2 separate regions of the Homo sapiens genome follow, and region 2 is linked to region 1. The links are chromatin loops, found by intact Hi-C in ENCODE. Cell type or tissue: natural killer cell. All regions are shown on one strand. Each heading gives the region's core, and the rest is flanking DNA. Links, peaks and the distances in the headings are about the cores only.

Region 1 (8,337 bases), core at 197-8,196:
CACCTTCTGCCATGAGTGGAAGCTCCCTGAGTCCTCACCAGAAGCAGATGCTCCTGTCATGCTTCTAGTACAGTCTGCAGAACTGAGGGCCAAATAAACCTCTTTACATATATATATATATATATATATATATATATATATATATATATATACACACACACACACATTATCCTGGCTCAGGTATTCCTTTATAGCAATACAAACGAATTAAGACACCTGTTCTGACTTTTCCTTTTTAAATACTATTTGATAACAAATAGGAATTTTAATTTCTAATTAACAATGAGAAAATTCAAGTCCATGACCTTCCTAATTCTATCATTCCTTCTGCATTTATTACCTGCATTCTTCTGTCAAGCAGAGCTTTCCTTTATCAACTGAAGTTATTTGGCTACCATAAAGTATATTTCCCATTGGAAGGGCAAGATTAACGATTATTATTCTTACACGACCTTCAGATAAGAAATTGATTATTTGCTGCAACAAATAGTGTGAATGGAGGACTTTCTTCTCTCTCCTTCTCTCAGTGATTAGTATATGATTGTTATAGATTCATAGATTTTCTCCATTTTAGAAATGGAGAAGTCATAAAGCTAGGAGAGATTTTCGTCTTTCTTCTTTTTCCTTTTTTTTTTTTTTCTTTGAGTTGGTGTCTCTCTCTGTTGCCCAGGCTGGAGTACTGTGGCCCGATCTCAGCTCACTACAACTTCTTCCTCTCAGGCTCAAGGAATTTTCGTGCCTCAAACTCCTGAAACAGCTAGGATTACAGGTGCACATGACCATGCCCAGCTAATTTTTTGTATTTTTATTTTTTATTTTTTGTGTAGAAGGGGTTTTGCCATGTTGGTCAGGCTGGTCTCAAAGTCCCGACCTCAAGTGATTTGCCTGCCTTGGCCTCCCAAAGTGCTGGGATTACAGGCATGAGCCACCACACCCAGCCAGTTTCCTCTTCCACTGTGATGTAGCTAATAAGTGGCAGAGCTGGGACTAGAACCCAGGCCGGTCTAACACCAAGACCAATCTCCTAACCATTATACTCTCCTGCTTCCTCGTAGCCTTTTTTTCTTTCTTTTTTTTTTTTTATCTTTAAGTTTCCAAATATTGAGTTTGAAAGTACAAGTTCTTGCAGTTCATTTGGTTAATCCTAGACCCAGATACCTAAGTTAATGTCCCCTTTGTGGAGTATTGCCTATTCTGGGATTTCATTTACTCTTAATCATCATTCTATTCTTCCCCATTTTCAAAATCATGCTCATTGATAGGGGAGAAAGAAGCAAAACAGAAACTGAGAGACTCTGGTTTTTTTTTTTGGTTAACATTGCATTTCTTTCCCAATCAGTAACCTACCCCTTTCTCATTCATCTTTTTTTTCTATGAACAGAGCTATATATGTCCCAAATACAATCCAGAGAACTAAAAGAACTTCCAGATAAGATACACATTCCCTTCTTCTCCCAAATAGTTCTCCACTGCAATCCCACCAGCAGCTTCACGGATTTACTCTAATCCAGAGTTCCTTCTCTCTTCTCAGTTCTACTTAATTTCTTTTGAAGTACCTAAACCTTTCCACATAGTATATATTTGTTTCATATAATAGCAAGTAATATTTTTTCTACTTCAAATTATCAACTTCTGTATCTGTTTATGCTGACTGTAAAGCAGACTATCTCCCAGTTCTAGGATAAGAAGAGAGGGGGGCTTGATATCTACATTTTTTGTTGTTGAAATAAAATCACAAATATGAGTCACTAGTAAATAAACAGTTAATCAACTCATGTATTTGTGGGTTAAATAAAATCATGTTGACTGGATATAAGTCAATTATTTAGAACATTAATATTAAACAATAGCTAACACCTTGTCTTCACGTACTATGTATGAGTTATCAAAATAAGTCCCTTGCAGGGCACGGTGGCTCACGCCTGTAATCCTAGCACTTTGGGAGGCTGAGGCGGGCGGACTGCCTGAGTTCAGGAGTTTGAGAACAGCCTGGAGAACACGGTGAAAGCCCGTCTCTATTAAAATACAAAAAATTAGCTGGGCATGGCAGTGTGAGCCTGTAGTCCCAGCTACTTGGGAGGCTGAGGCAGGAGAACTGCTCGAACCCAGGAGGCAGAGGTTGCAGTGAGCCGAGATCGTGCCACTGCACCCCACCCTGGCGACAGGGCAAGACTCTATCTCAAAAAAAAAAAAGTCCTTTACCTGAATTATCTCATTTTATTCTTACAGCAACCCTTTCAGATGAGTATTTTAACATCCCCACTTTAAAAGATGAGAAAACCAAGGCTTAGGAAGTCTAAAAAATGACCCACAGCTGGTAGGTAGCAGAGCCAGCATTCAAAACCAAGTCCCTTTGATTTCGGAGCCCACACTTTTAACCACACCCTGTAACACTATCCCTTTGCTACTTGGAATACGTTAGCCAATGGAAAGGGGTCTTGTGACATAAAGCCACTCACGTACAATACTGTCACATGAATTCTGAGAAGCAGACTTCCAGTTTCAGTAAGGATGAGTATCTTGGGGCTGATTAATGCTCTTGCCAAAAGTAACTTAGAAAGCTGGATAAAATATTTTAAAAATTATTTTCCATGCATCAAAGAGTCACTGAAGTGAAGGGGACTAGAGGGTCCGAGATTCTAAGGAGGGAGGACCCATGTAGAAGTGAGCTGACTTTGTGCAGCTACATTAACCCTTGTGGCATTTGCTGATTCTGGGAACCAGTTATGAACTGAGAATCTGGGCTCTGCATAGGCAAAGGCTGCTTCAGGGGACAGAGGGTCGGCAGAGTTTTGGGAATTTTTCATTTACACTTGAAGGACCAATTATTTGGATGAGAATGAAAGGGCAGAGAAGTGGGCTTATCCCACTGCCTGGCTTCCTCTAAAAAAATTCCTCAAAATCTGAAGCTAGGCAGAGCAGAAAGTTAAAAGTAAGCAGACATCTCAGAAAGATGAAGTAGACCTCCATCATTCTTATTCTTTCTGCTAAGTACAACTAAAAGCCCAAGACAGTAAACACAAATAAGACAAACCTAAGAAGACTTCAAAAGGTGGAGAGAGGAAGGCAGATGAGTTAGGGACCTTAGGACCTAACAAATAACATGGTGATAAAATCCCTAGGTTTGTTTTGATTGTTTTAGTTTTCTGTTAATTAGTTTGTTTGCCTCATGTATTCCATAATTGGTGCTGAAGAAGCCAGAAATCCAGAAATGCCAATGAACACGGACAAAAAGAAGTTCCAACAAAAGCCTGTTCTCTCTAGCCAAAGAGCCAGGAAACGGCAGCCTCGCAAGACAGGAAACACTTAGTTAATAATCACTCAACCTCAGCCAAACACTATAGAAAAAACATCCATGGTCTTACCCTCCCTCACTCACACCACCAAAGACCGAGTGGGGAGTCTAGACTTCACCCTGGCCAGGCTATCACAAGGTGCCCCAAAACTCCCACAGGGGTAGTACCAGAGAAGGCCAAGTAAGGAGCTAAGACTTGAATCCCCACTGGCTGGTGTGAAATCCCTTCTTCTCCCACAGCATCAGTGGTAACCACATGGGGAGACTAGATGTTCACCCTACATGGCAGTCTTGAAACACCTCCTCTTGGGTGTCAACAGAGGCCAAATGGGAACCTGAACTTCTCTACTCCAGCGGGCAATACTGAGGCAGAATTGAGTGTCAGAGAAATCCAGGTAATGTAGGAGGTTTAGATGAGATCCAGAGTATCATAACATCAGATGAAGCTATATAGATTCTCATTGAAAATCACCTGTCATACTAAGAGCCAGGAAGATCTCAAACTGAATAAAAAAAGACAATCAGTAGATGTCAACACTGGGATGACAGATGTGTTAGAATTCCCCAACAAAGATGTTAAAGTAGTCATCATAAAAGTGCTTCAATAGTACATGAAAGTGAGAATGTATTTAATGCCACTAACTGTACACTTTAAAAAGTGTACTTGGAAACTACACAACACACTTCTAAAATGGTTAGAATGTATTTTATCATAATTTAAAAACTTCTAAGAGCTTCAGCAAGCAATTATGAACATACTTGAAACAAATAAAAAATAGGAAGCCTCAGCCATAGAGGATATAATCGGAAAATTTAAAACTGAAAAACACAATAACTGAAATGAAAAGCTCAGTGAATGGGTTCAAAGAATAATGGAAAGAGCAGAGAAAGAATCAGTGACCTGGATGTTAGAACAATACAAAGCTCCTAATCTTTACAAGAGAGAAAACTGACTGAGAAAAAATGAATAGAGGATCAGAGACTTGTGGGATTATAACAAAATATCTAAGATTTATGTCATCAGAGTTCTGGAAAGAAAAGAGAAAGAGGGCAGGACTGAAAACATACTCAGAAAAATAATGGCTGAAAATTCCCAAATTTGGCAAGAGACATAAATACACAGACTCAAGAAGCTGATTAAACTCCAAATGAGATAAAAATAATGAAATCCACACCAAAACACATCATAATTAAACTTCTGAAAACTAAATATTTTGAAAACAAAAGATTAAAAAACAAAGATTATAAAACAAATGACAACAAATTTATAATCAGAAAACAAGGAGGCCAAAAAGAAGTGGCACGATATTTTTCAAATGCTGAAAGAAAAGAACTGTCAAATCAGAATCTTTTTTTTTTTCTTTTTTTTTTTTTTGAGACAGAGTCTTGTTCTGTTACCCAGGCTGGAGTGCAATGGCGTGGTCTCAGCTCACTGCAACCTCCGCCTCCTGGGTTCAGGTGATTCTCCTGTCTCAGCTTCCCAAGTAGCTGGGATTACAGGTGCCCAGCTAATTTTTTTTATTTTTAGTAGAGATGGGGTTTCACCTTGTCGGCCAGGTTGGTCTCGAACTCCTGACCTCAGGCGATCCACCCACCTCGGCCTCCCAAAGTGCTGGGATTACAGGTATGAGCCACTGCGCCTGGCCAAATCAGAATCTTATACCCATAAAAACAAGCGAGCAAACAAACAAGTCTTCAGGATTAAGGGGAAATGAAGACATTGTCAGATGAAGGGAAACTAAGAGGATTTGTCACCAGCAGACCTACCCTAAAAGAGTGGCCAAAGGTTGTTCTCTACGTAGAAAGAAAACAATAAAAGAAGCAAGTTTGAAACATCAGGAAGGATGAAAGAAGACAGTAAGCAAAAAAAAAAAATGGGTAAATACAATAAACTTTCTTCTCCTCTTGAGATTTCTAAATAATGTTTGACGTTGAAACTAAAACTATAACATTGTTTGGTGTGACTCTTAATGTATATAGAGGAATACTTGAGACAAGTATGTTCTAAATGGCAGATGCAAGGGATGTAAAGGCAGGTAAGATTTTTTTTGCTTCACACAAATTGGCAAAATATGACTGTAAGACTATATATAGACTACAATAAGTCATATATAGAAAATGTAATACTTAGAGCAACCATTAAAAACTATACAAAGAAATATATTCAAAAACACGATAGATAAACCAAAATAAAATTTTTAAAAATGTTTGTTACCCACAATAAGGCAGGAAAGAGCAAACAGGGAAAAGAAAAGCAGAGAGAACAAACAGAAAACAAAAACATAAAACAACAGACTTAAGTCCTAACATATCAATAATTACTTTAAACACAAATGATCTAAATACACCAATTATAAGACAGAGATTGGCAAATTAGAAACCATGACCTAAATACAGCTTGCCTAAAGACATTCACTTCTAATACAATAATATAAGCAGGTTGAAAGTAAAATAATAGAAAAAGATATACTACACAAACATTGACCCCAAAAAACAAAAAGCAGGACTGACAACATTAATATCAGATAAAACAGACTACAGAGCAAAGATAATTACCAGAGACAGAGAGGGACATTCTATGATGATAAAAAGGTCAGTTCACCAAGAGGATATGGCAACCCTAAATGTAAATGCACCAAACAATGAAGCTGTAAAATATGATAGAACTGAAAAGAGAAAAAGACAAATCTACAATTATAATTAAAGACTTCAACACCCCTCTTTCAACAATTAATAGGACAATTTGACAGAAAATTAGCAAGTATATAGAACTCAACCATACCATCAATCAATAGGATCTAACTGACATTTCTAGAACACTCCATCTGTGATGATTAATACTAGCTGTCACCTTGACCGAACTGAGGGATACCTATAGGGCTAGTGAAGCCTTGTTTCTGGGTGTAACTGTGAGGGTGTTTCCAGAGGAGACTGACATGTGAGTCAGTGGACTGAGAGAGGAAAACCCGTCCTCTATGTGGATAAACACCATCTAATCCACTGCGGGTGCAGCCAGAAAAATGCCAGGCAGAAGGAGGGAGATATTCAGCTTGCTCTTGCTTCTTCTCTCTCTCCCTTCCAGAGAAGGATTCTTTTTTCTCCTGTAGTCCTGGGACATCAGACTCCAGGATCTTTGGTTTTTGGACTCTGGGGCCTGAACCAGCAGCTTCCCAGTAGTCTCCCAGGGGCTCTCAGGCCTTTGGCCTCAGACTGGAGCTGCAACTGTTGGTTTCCCTGGTTCTGAGGCTTTTGGACTTGGACTGAACCACACTAGCTGTCTTTCCAGGGTGCCATACTTACCAGCTTCTCTACTCCTCCAGCTTGAAGATGGCCTATCCTGGGACTTCGTCTTTCTTATCATGTGAGCCAAATTCCCCTAATAAACTCCCTTTCATATATATCCTATTGGTTCTGTCCCTCTGGGGAACTCTGACTAATACACTACCCAACTGCTTCAGATTATACATTCTTCTCAAATGCCCATGAAACATATACCAAAATGGACTGTATCCTGAGCCATAAAACAAGTTTCAACGAATTTAAAAGAATTAAAATAATATAGAGCATGTCTTCCTACCACAATGGAATCAAACTAAAAATCAATAATGGAGAGATAACAGGAAAATCTCCAAGCACTTGGAAATGAAACAACATACTTTTGAGCAATCCATAGTTCAAAAAGGAGGTTTCCAGGAAAATTGTTTAAAATGCATTGAACTGAATAAAAATTAAAATACCATACACCAGAAGTTGTGAGACACAGCTACAGCTGCACTGAGGGGGAAATTTATGGCATTAAATGTATACTTTAGAAAAGAAAGTCTGTCTCAAATCAATAATCTAAGCTCCCATCTGAAAAACCTAGAAAGAGAATAGCAAAATAAACCCAAAGCCAGTAGGAGATGAGAAATAATAGAGATAAGAACAGAAATTAAAAACCGAACAATGATGGGAAAATAAATGAAACAGATGGTTCTTTTTTTAAAAAAGATCAACAAAATTGGCAGAACTCTACCAAGATTGACAAAGAAAGAAGAGAGATGACACAAATTGCCGATATCAGGAATGAAACGGGATTTCACTGCAAACCCTACAGACATCAAGAGGATAATAAATACTATGAACAACTAACTCTACATACATAAATTTGACAACTGAGTGAAATTGACCAATTCTTCAAAAAATACAAACTACCACAACTTATTCAATATGAAATTGATAATTTGAATTATCTATACCTATTATGAAAATTGAATTCATAATTTAAAACCTTCCAAAGAAGAAATCTCCAGGCACAGATTATTTCACTAGAGGTTCTATTAAACACATTATAGAAAATTAACACCAATTCTACACAATTTTTCCAGAAAATAGAAAAGGAGAGAACACTTCCTAATTAATTTTATAAAATCAATATCCTAGTTTTGAAAAAAGAAAATTATATACACAATATCTCTCATGAATATAGAAGCAAAAATCCTTAACAAAATATTAGCAAATAGAATTCAGTAATATGTATTTTTTAATCTATACACCATGACCAAGTAGGCTTTATTCTAGGAATGCAAAGATATTTCAGTAATTGAAAATCAATCAATATTAACATAACCATAGTATCTGGCAAAAAAGAAAATACCAGAATGTATCATAAATAATTTGTCTGGTCTTTGTCCTTGGTTCCTGGGAGGGATCTTCTACACCCTTCTTATCACCAGAAATTTCCCTGATGATAAGAATGCCTTTGTTATTCATTGCGGGACCATACCTGAGTTTATCCAAATGAGGTAACTCAGGGTGAGCATTAAAAAAAATGCTCACTAGAAAGTTTCAGGTTGGGGGCTGGCCATGCCAGAAAGACAAACATGTGTTTAGAGGTTTGGAACTTTGAGCCATGTGACATCATCCCAACCTCCCAATGTTCAAGGAGGACAGAGAAGCTGGAGTTTGAGTTCAATCGTGTGGCAAATAATTCCATCAATCATGCTGACATAATGAAACTCCAATTAAAAACTCTGGACACTAAAGCTTGATTGAGCATCCTA
Region 2 (8,337 bases), core at 85-8,084, 59 kb after region 1:
AGCCAGCCAGGCCCCTTGCTGTGTCCCCTGCAGATCATGCATGGTTCTAGGTCTGTTCCATTCCACCCTCCTCACTAGCCTCAATTCTACTGCGTTCTGATAACCTTTTGTAACGCAGATGTTATTCTCTCTGTCCACGGCGCTCCTGGGGCCAGGCAGGCAGTGTAGAAGCATGATACACAAAAAAGGACTTTGTGTTTTAGGGTGTTCCAGGGATCAGACTGGACCAAGGGAGACAGTCACCCAGGATGAGTAAAGAAAAAAATCGAAATCCTAGCCAACGAGTCACACGAGGGCACAGGAGTCTGAGAAGTGGCACTAAGCTTCAGGTCCAAAGGGTGGAAGAAGGCACAGCCACAAATCCCCTAGACACACGGTGGGACTGCACACTGCCACCGTCTGCCACATGGGTTAGGTGTGGCCACAGGTCAATGAAATTGGAAGTGGTAATCCTGAATAAATATTATTTCTCTTTGCTGTTTTGCTTTGTTTTACAGAATATTGGTGCATACCATTTCACTTGATTTCCTTTCTCCGTCTAACTACAGTTGAAAAATTTATTTAGTATTTGGTCACTCCTGGCCACAAGGTATAGACTTCCTTTATTTTCATAATCTCATGATATTGAGTGACAGTATTTGAGAGGAAGAATCTGGTGTGAGCAAGGAGCTCCGAGTTCTTGGGTTAATTCTGTGAGTGGAAATGGCATGCACCTCTTTTTTGTTTAATTTATATAAACACTTTTCTTAAGAATACTTTGATTTGAAGAAAAGTTGCGAGGATAGCATATGGAGTTTCCACATGCCCCTCCCCCAGTTTCTCCTACTAGTAACACCTTACATTTTCTGGCTACCTTTGTCATAGTTAAGGAACCAACTTTGGTGCATTAACTAAAGTGCACATGTTACTCAGATTTCACTAGGTTTCCCCTAAGGTCCGTTTTCTGTCCGGGGTCCCATCCAGGACATCACATTGCATTTGTTTGTCATCTTTTTTTTTAGCCTCCTCTGGGCTGTGGCAGTTTCTCAGACTTTCCTCATTTTCGATGACTTTGACAGTTTTGAGGAATCCAGGGCAGGTATTTTGTAGAATATACTTCAATTTGCGTTTGTCTGATGTTTTCACCATGATTATCAGACTGAGGGTATGGGGTTGGGGTGGGAAGACCACAGAGGAGAGACGCCCTTCTCATCACATCCCATTAAGATCCTGCTACCAATATGTCTCATCACAGATGCGTGTAGACCTTGGTCACTGGGCCGACGTGGTGTTTGCCTGGCTTCCCCATTGCGAAGGCCCCCCGCTTTATGAGGGGAGTACAGTAGGGCACAGCGCATTCTGAGGGCTGGACAGTTAACCCATGCTGCCTTTGTATCTGTCATCTGGAATCCTTCCACACAGGAGGTGTGTCTCTCGGCGCTTGGGCCTCTCTGGGATGAAAGTTTTAAGTGCACACGAAGGCTTTGCCAAGCTCTCTCTTCCTGATGCCATGATGACTATGAACAGCAGCTCCGTGGCCTGGATCCAGAGGGAGGACAATGACACCGTGATGTATAATGTGAACAAGAAATAAATCTTTACTGTTTGAGCCATTGAGACTTTGGGATATTTTTTATGGCACCATAACTTACCTTCTCCAAGGAAGGGTAAAGCAAGGTTATATTCTCAAGGGCAGTAGTCAGGAGGGTGGGGGCCATGAAAGGGACAGTGTGTCTATTAATGGTTTACGACTAACGCTGGAACACAGCCATACGTGGGAGGTCTGCTCTGATATGACGTGGCCTCCACAGACTGGGGTCCAGATGGCACTAAACCCTCTTCCAGAGTGCAGCTTCTCCTTCCAGATCTCTCCTAATCACTGCAACACACATTAGTTTTATCACACTTCAAATCTAAAATAAAATCATCTCCCCTCAATCATAGCCAGTGCCTCCTCCTGACTTTGTATTTCTGCCCCTGGTGCAGTTATCTTCCCTTTCCTGGCTTAAAATCTTAGTGTGATTGTTGAGCACAGCTTCTGCTGTGGTCAATCATTTCTAGAGATTCCACCCACAATGTGACATTGGCACTCACCTTTTCATTCCCATGCCCCCCTCTCTCGAGCTCAGAGCCTCCTCCCCTTCTGTCTACACCACGGTGACAGATCCTGACTAATCTCCTGCTCTCTCTTCACCCTTCTCTTCTCCTCCAGGTATCTGTTTCTAAACTGAAGACCAGATCAGTTCTTTTTTCTATGTAAACTACCTTCTTGTTCTACCACTGGTCTTCCATAGTCTGGTCCTTCCTCATCTATCTGTCCAGTCTTATTTCCCATGAGTCTTTCACCTCAATTCCACACGTCAGATATCCCTGTTAGATCTGTTTTCCACGTACTTGCGATTCTTTGTAATAGAGTTACTCTTCCTGTTCTGCCTTAACCTCTTGTCTCCTTCTCCAAGTGGCAAGTTCTGGCACCTCTTCAAGATCCGGCTCAAATGTCATCTCCTCTATGAAATCTTTACTGACTTGTCCTATTCCAGGCAAAATTAATCATTCCTTCTTCCTTTTTCAATTTAGAAAAAATCACATTCATTCTTTAATGTTTGACTCAAGAAAGACCTCTTATGTTCCTTCTTTCTGTATTAGTTTGACAGGGCTGCCATAATAAACACCACTGACTTGGTGGCTTAAACAACAAAAATGTATTCCTCACAGTCCTCGAGGCTAGAAGTGTGAGATCAAGGCGTTGGCAGGTTTGGTTTTTTTCTGAGACCTCCCTCCTTGGTTTGCAGATGGTCACCTTCTCCTGTGTCCTTACATGGTCTTCCCTCCATGTGTGTCTGTGTCCTAATCTCCCCTTCTTACCAGTCCTACTAGATCAGGAGCTACCCATATGACCTCATTTTACCTTAATTACCTCTTTAAAAATCCTGTTTCCAAATAGAGTCATACTCTGAGGTACTGGTGGTTAGGACTTCAATGTATGAATTTTGAGGGTGCACAATTCAGCCCAAAACATCTTCCTTCCTTCCTTTTCTCCTTCTCCTCCTTATCCTTCTTCTCTTTCTCCTTCTCTCTCTCTCCCCCTTTTTCTCTTTCTTTTATATAAAAAAGATAAATTGATCCCTGAACTTTCAGCAGGAATAAAGAGCAGTAAAGACTTGGCCCTCGTCCTCAAGCAGTATCTAGTCTCTCACAGGGGACAGACATGGGACCGAATAAGCCCAAGCTCCCTTCAGAAGAAGCCAACAGCCTCTGTGGCACTCTCTCAGGGCCCCATGCCCCAGGTTCCAGTGCAGATCCAAGCATTGTACTAGAGTGCCTCGTCTAGCTTCCTGTCACAGGGAGAAATTGTGAGCTTCTGAGGTCAGGGCCACCTTAGTCATCTCCAAATTTACAGTGCCTTGAAATGTACCTGGTACATAATAAATGATAAACAAATATTGGTTGAATTGAACCCAAATAAATTGATATTATATTTTTACTCCTGAAGGGTTTTTTGCTGATGGATTAACTTTTTCATCAGACTTAAACAAGGGACAAGTTTCTTTGTTAAAGTCAGCAGCTCGAAAGTGATCAGTTAGATGGCATTTTGCAATTCTTTTTCTTTTTTTTAGAAACAGAGTCTCACTCTGTTGCCCAGGCTAGAGTGCATGGCTCACTGCAGCCTTGACCTCCTGGACTCAAGTGATCCTTCTGCCTCAGTCTCCCAAAATAGCTGGGACTACAGGTGTGTGCCACCATGCCCAGATAGTTTTTTTTTTTTTTTAATTTTTTATAGAAACAGGGTCTTGCTATGTTCCCCAGGCTGGACTTGAACTCCTGGGCTCAACTGATCCTCCTGCCTCAGCCTCCCAAAATGCTAAGATTACAGGCATGAACCACCCGTAATTTGCTTTTTAAACTGATAAAAATATAAATTAATATCTTTGAAAAGGCAATGTTTCTACAATTTTTTTGGGAAAATGACTTCTGAGTTTCCTTCTATTTAGGAATCTCTCAGGTCTTTCCCACTGCAATAAGTTGTGTATATAAAAATTATAACTGCAATAACAAATTAATATTAGTTGCATTTTGATGTGAACCAAAAATAAAAATAAGCCTCATACTATGTGAAGGTGATAAGCAAGGAGAATCTTACAAAGACTTGAAAATATTTTGAGAAAATAAAAACTGCAAAATTAGAAGCATTCAACTTAATTATTACATAAAGTTTAAACAACTAATGAGTAGTGTTAATGGTCCGTTCTAGTTTAAGGTTACTGGTGACAGTATTTGTAACTGGCTGTTGGGTCACGTGAATGATCTACCATAATTGGCAGACAGAAAGTCCCACTTTCCTTTTACTTTGGAGACTAATGGTAATTTTCCCCCAGCCTCATCTCTATCTCCTGTCTTGGAGTGAGGTTCTGTAGAAGGTCTGCGTGTGACCGCTTGTGGCTGTCGGTGCCTTGCTGTAGCCTTCGAGGTGGAACCCAAGCTGGGCGCTGCAGGAGAGGAAACAAGGCCTCACTGAGGGGCAGAAACCAGGAAGCTGGGCCAGCCACGCCCTGAAGACTCTGCTCCTCTCTGTAGAAGTAGAGACCAGGTGTGACTTCCCATGGGGTGGGGGTGGTGAGAGTTGAGACAAACTGTCCCTGAAAGTGAAGAGGCCCCAGGCGGAGCACCTTGCACTCTGGAAGAGTGACACAGGACCCACTGGAACTAAAACTGTAATGTGATGAGATGTTGTCAAAGCAAAGTAACAACAACAATAAAAATACTAGTAGGCACTTACATAGCACTATGAGCCGGTGTTCTGGCAGATTTACTTATATATTAATACATTATGAACTATGTTTTTGTTTAATAGGACACACTTATCAGTTGCAAAAGACTACTAATGCCTACATTTTTCTGGCAAGATGTCATTTTCCATTAAGGCTCTATAAGGCTGGGTGTAGTGGCTCACATCTGTAATCCCAGCACTTTGGGAGGCTAAGGCAGGAAGATCATGAGCTCAGGAGTTAGAGACCAGCCTAGGCAACACAGCAGGATACTGTCTCTACAAAAAAATCAAAAAATTAGCAGGTCATGGTGGCTCCTGTAGTGGCAGCTACTCTGGAGACTGAGGTGGGAGGATCACTTGAGCCCGAGAAGTCAAGGCTGCACTGAACTATGATGGTGCCACTGCACTCCAGCCTGGTTGACTAAGCAAGATAGTGTTTCAAAAAAAAAAAAAAGAGAGAGAGAGAGATAGAAAGAAAAGGCTCCTTTAAATCCAGCCTTCAGCAGATGAGGGGGCTAAAACGGGCATGCCTTATATTAAGAGGGCTATTAGGGATTGCCCAGAAAATCTTTTTTTTTAAGCTGTTTTTGCCACATAATTAAGCTCATAAAATTTTCTTTAAAGAACCAAATAGGTTATATAACCAAAAGCCAAAGTCAAGTGATTCTTATGAGCAAACAACATATAGTTAATCCACAAAATTATTTTGGGACCTCACACTGTTATAAAGTTTTTCCTTACACAGAAACAAAAGCTTCTTCCCATAACATCCTTCTTTATTCTTTATATCTCTTTCGACAGCTCGAAGTGTGTTTGGTCCTCTGAGAAATCTCTGACCAAATGCAGCAGTCATTTGCCCTGGGTGGTGCCTTTCCTCTTTACTAAACCTAATCAATTCTTCTAACTCTTAATTATGTGAAATGTATATAGAGTATATGTTTATATAAAATATATGTATAGAAATGTGTACTGTGTAGTTTAGCAGTGGATGCTGTTTGCATGGTTACACAAGTACATGATGCATTGATAATTCATACACAAGAAGTTCTTTTGGGATGGACTCTGGTAGGCGGAATGGGAATACGCTATACAGCTGATCTTTGAACAACAGGGGTTTGAACTGCATAGGTCCACTTACACACAGATTTTTTTCTATACGAATTACACAGACTGCACTGGCCTCTCCTGCCTCCCCTTCCACCTCCATCACCTCTTCTGCTTCTGCCACCCCTGAGACATCAAGACCAATCCCTCTTCTTCCTCCTCCTCCTCAGCCTACTCAACATCAAGGCGAAGAAAAGGAAGACCTTTATGATGATCCACTTCCACTTAATAAATAATAAATATATTTTCTCTTCCTTTTGATTTTCTTAATAATATTTTCTTTTCTCTGGCTTACTTTATTGTAAGAATACCATATATAATACATATAACATACAAAATATATGTTAATTGGTAAGGCTTCTGGTCAACAGTAGGCTATTAGTAGTTAAGTTTTGGGGCAGTCATACATGGATTTTCCACTGCGTGGGGGTGTTGGTCTCCAAACCCCACATTGTTTAGGGGTCAACTGTACTGGCAGTGCTGGCCTGTTTTCTCCTTGGGGTACAGTCAGCATGCATGTCATTATAGTTTTACTTTCTCCCAAGTGTATTTCATTGCTTCAGTTTTTTGTCTTTGGTTTGAATTTCTTTTTTCATCAGAATTTATAGACCATCTGCAAAGCAGTAACTTTGGAGGGATTACAATGCTTCTATCAGTCAGCATCCCAGCTGGAAAGAGATGACGCACTCAAAGGGGTCACTGAACGGACTTAAATTGACAGACTATCTAGAGAAACCAGCACAGGATTGAGGAGACTGACAAGCTATGGTAAAGCCCCAGGAATCAGCAACAAGGGAGGCCTTTATCACCCGTCAGCCTGTTGGGAAGTGGCAGGCAGGGGACAAATATGAGAACTCAGAGATCTGGCTGTGAAGAGGGGCTGCTTGCAGGATCTGAGACTCTAGAAGAGAAACAGATTTCTCTTAGGGAAGGAGCAGGCAAGAAACCCCCAACCTCTCTCCACCTTTTCCATCTCCCCAGTTCCTGCTGCAGACCAAACCTTGTGAAAAGCAGAAATCTAAAAGATGAAGGGGGAAGAAGTTAGTCTTCCAGGCCACACAGCAGGGTCAGTAGGGGTCTGGAGGGGCAAAGAGAAAATCCAGGTCTGCACAAAATGCAACGAGAGAAGCATAGTTTCTCAGAGAGCGGGCACTGTGCACTCTGCATCTTTTCATGACCGTATCTAGTGTCTAGTGCAGGGCTTGACACCCATGACATTCTCAACAAGGGTCTTACTGAATCCGCGAACAGATCAGAAGTCAGTTGTTCCTGAAATAGAAGGCATTGTAACTGACAACAGAATACAAATGAACTGTGGCTTTTTAAAACAACCACATATTACTATTATCTAAAACTTACTCTTCTAAACAATGTCTTTATTAATCAGCTAATATTAAAGGAGAATCTGATAACTCTGATTTTTCTTTCCATCAACCTGTCCTTAAGCTGCACACAGAAAACTGTCTTCAGAAGGGAGTTTCTGATGTTGTTAAGCACCTAAAATTTGTGTAAGCAAATAAAAGAGCAAAGCCCTCCTAAATAGAGTATCAAGTTTGCAAGACTTGGCCACGGGAGGCCAATTCCAGTTCTAGTTCTGATTCTACTGCTTGTGCTCCCTGGAGTAGGTTACCTATACTCTGCATGCCTCCATTTCTTCAGCAAAAATAGGAGTAATAGCAGTACCTGTCTCTTAGACACTCATTTCTATTAACTGTCCTGCCTTCACCAAACGCTATTATATAGCACACTGCATGTTTCAGTCAGTCAATAACTTCTATTGCTTCCAACAACTCAAAATATCTTGTTTTAATCTGTCATTGTTGGTTCTCTCTAATTGATCCCCTTGCCTGGTTACTAGAATCTACCTTTCTGTCTAGCTTACATGAACTGACACTTTGGCTCTGTTCTTTAGTTTTGGAGATTGTGATTAAAATAGGGATGCCAGATAGAAAACAGAATTTTAAAATATAAATAAAGACAGGTAATACAAAGATAAAATACAAAGTAAAAAAACTTTGAATTTCAGAGAGACAACTGATAATTTTTTTAGTATACCTATATCCCAAATATTGCATGGCAACCCTAGATTGGAGGGCACCTCTGGAATCACCCTTAAGTTCAGGATTCAGCACCTCTCAGCTCATCCCATGCCACGTTCTCACCCTTTCCTAGAGCAGCCCTGGGTCTTGAGTACAAATTCAACAACTTAGCTCTTCTTGGAGGGATGTTTAAGTAAATACTGCCCCTGGGAAGTAAGTGATCATTTCCCCTTACTTGAGCCTTGGCATAGATCTACAACACTAGGATACCTATGCCAAGGCTCAAGTGAGGGGAAATGATCACAATACCATAGATATCCTGGTTCTCAATATTGGATGTGTAGTAATAGCAGGATATACTGTATGAAAACCAGTGGCGTGATTCAGATTTAATGGTCACCTTTTGCTCTCTGAGGATCTATCAGAATTCCATCTTCGATGTCCTGA

What was found. A loop is a pair of places that touch in the nucleus more often than their neighbours do. Peaks named below come from ENCODE experiments on the same cell type or tissue, not always from the same donor. Only the 100,000 strongest peaks of a DNase experiment are listed, where the experiment ranks them.
Region 2: it touches region 1 in a loop (3-fold over the local background); 3 of 110 quality-filtered maps call a loop at or near these places.

What each region holds. Positions count from the first base shown.
Region 1 is chr1:228,821,286-228,829,622 of GRCh38, reverse strand. No RefSeq gene overlaps it. Among named protein-coding and RNA genes, the nearest start is that of RHOU, 90 kb to the right of the region's middle. In natural killer cell, for the core only: no CTCF peak of the experiment used is centred there; no DNase peak of the experiment used is centred there; H3K27me3 peaks cover 597 bases.
Region 2 is chr1:228,761,943-228,770,279 of GRCh38, reverse strand. No RefSeq gene overlaps it. Among named protein-coding and RNA genes, the nearest start is that of RHOU, 31 kb to the right of the region's middle. In natural killer cell, for the core only: no CTCF peak of the experiment used is centred there; a DNase peak (open chromatin) is centred at 4,509; H3K27ac peaks cover 503 bases.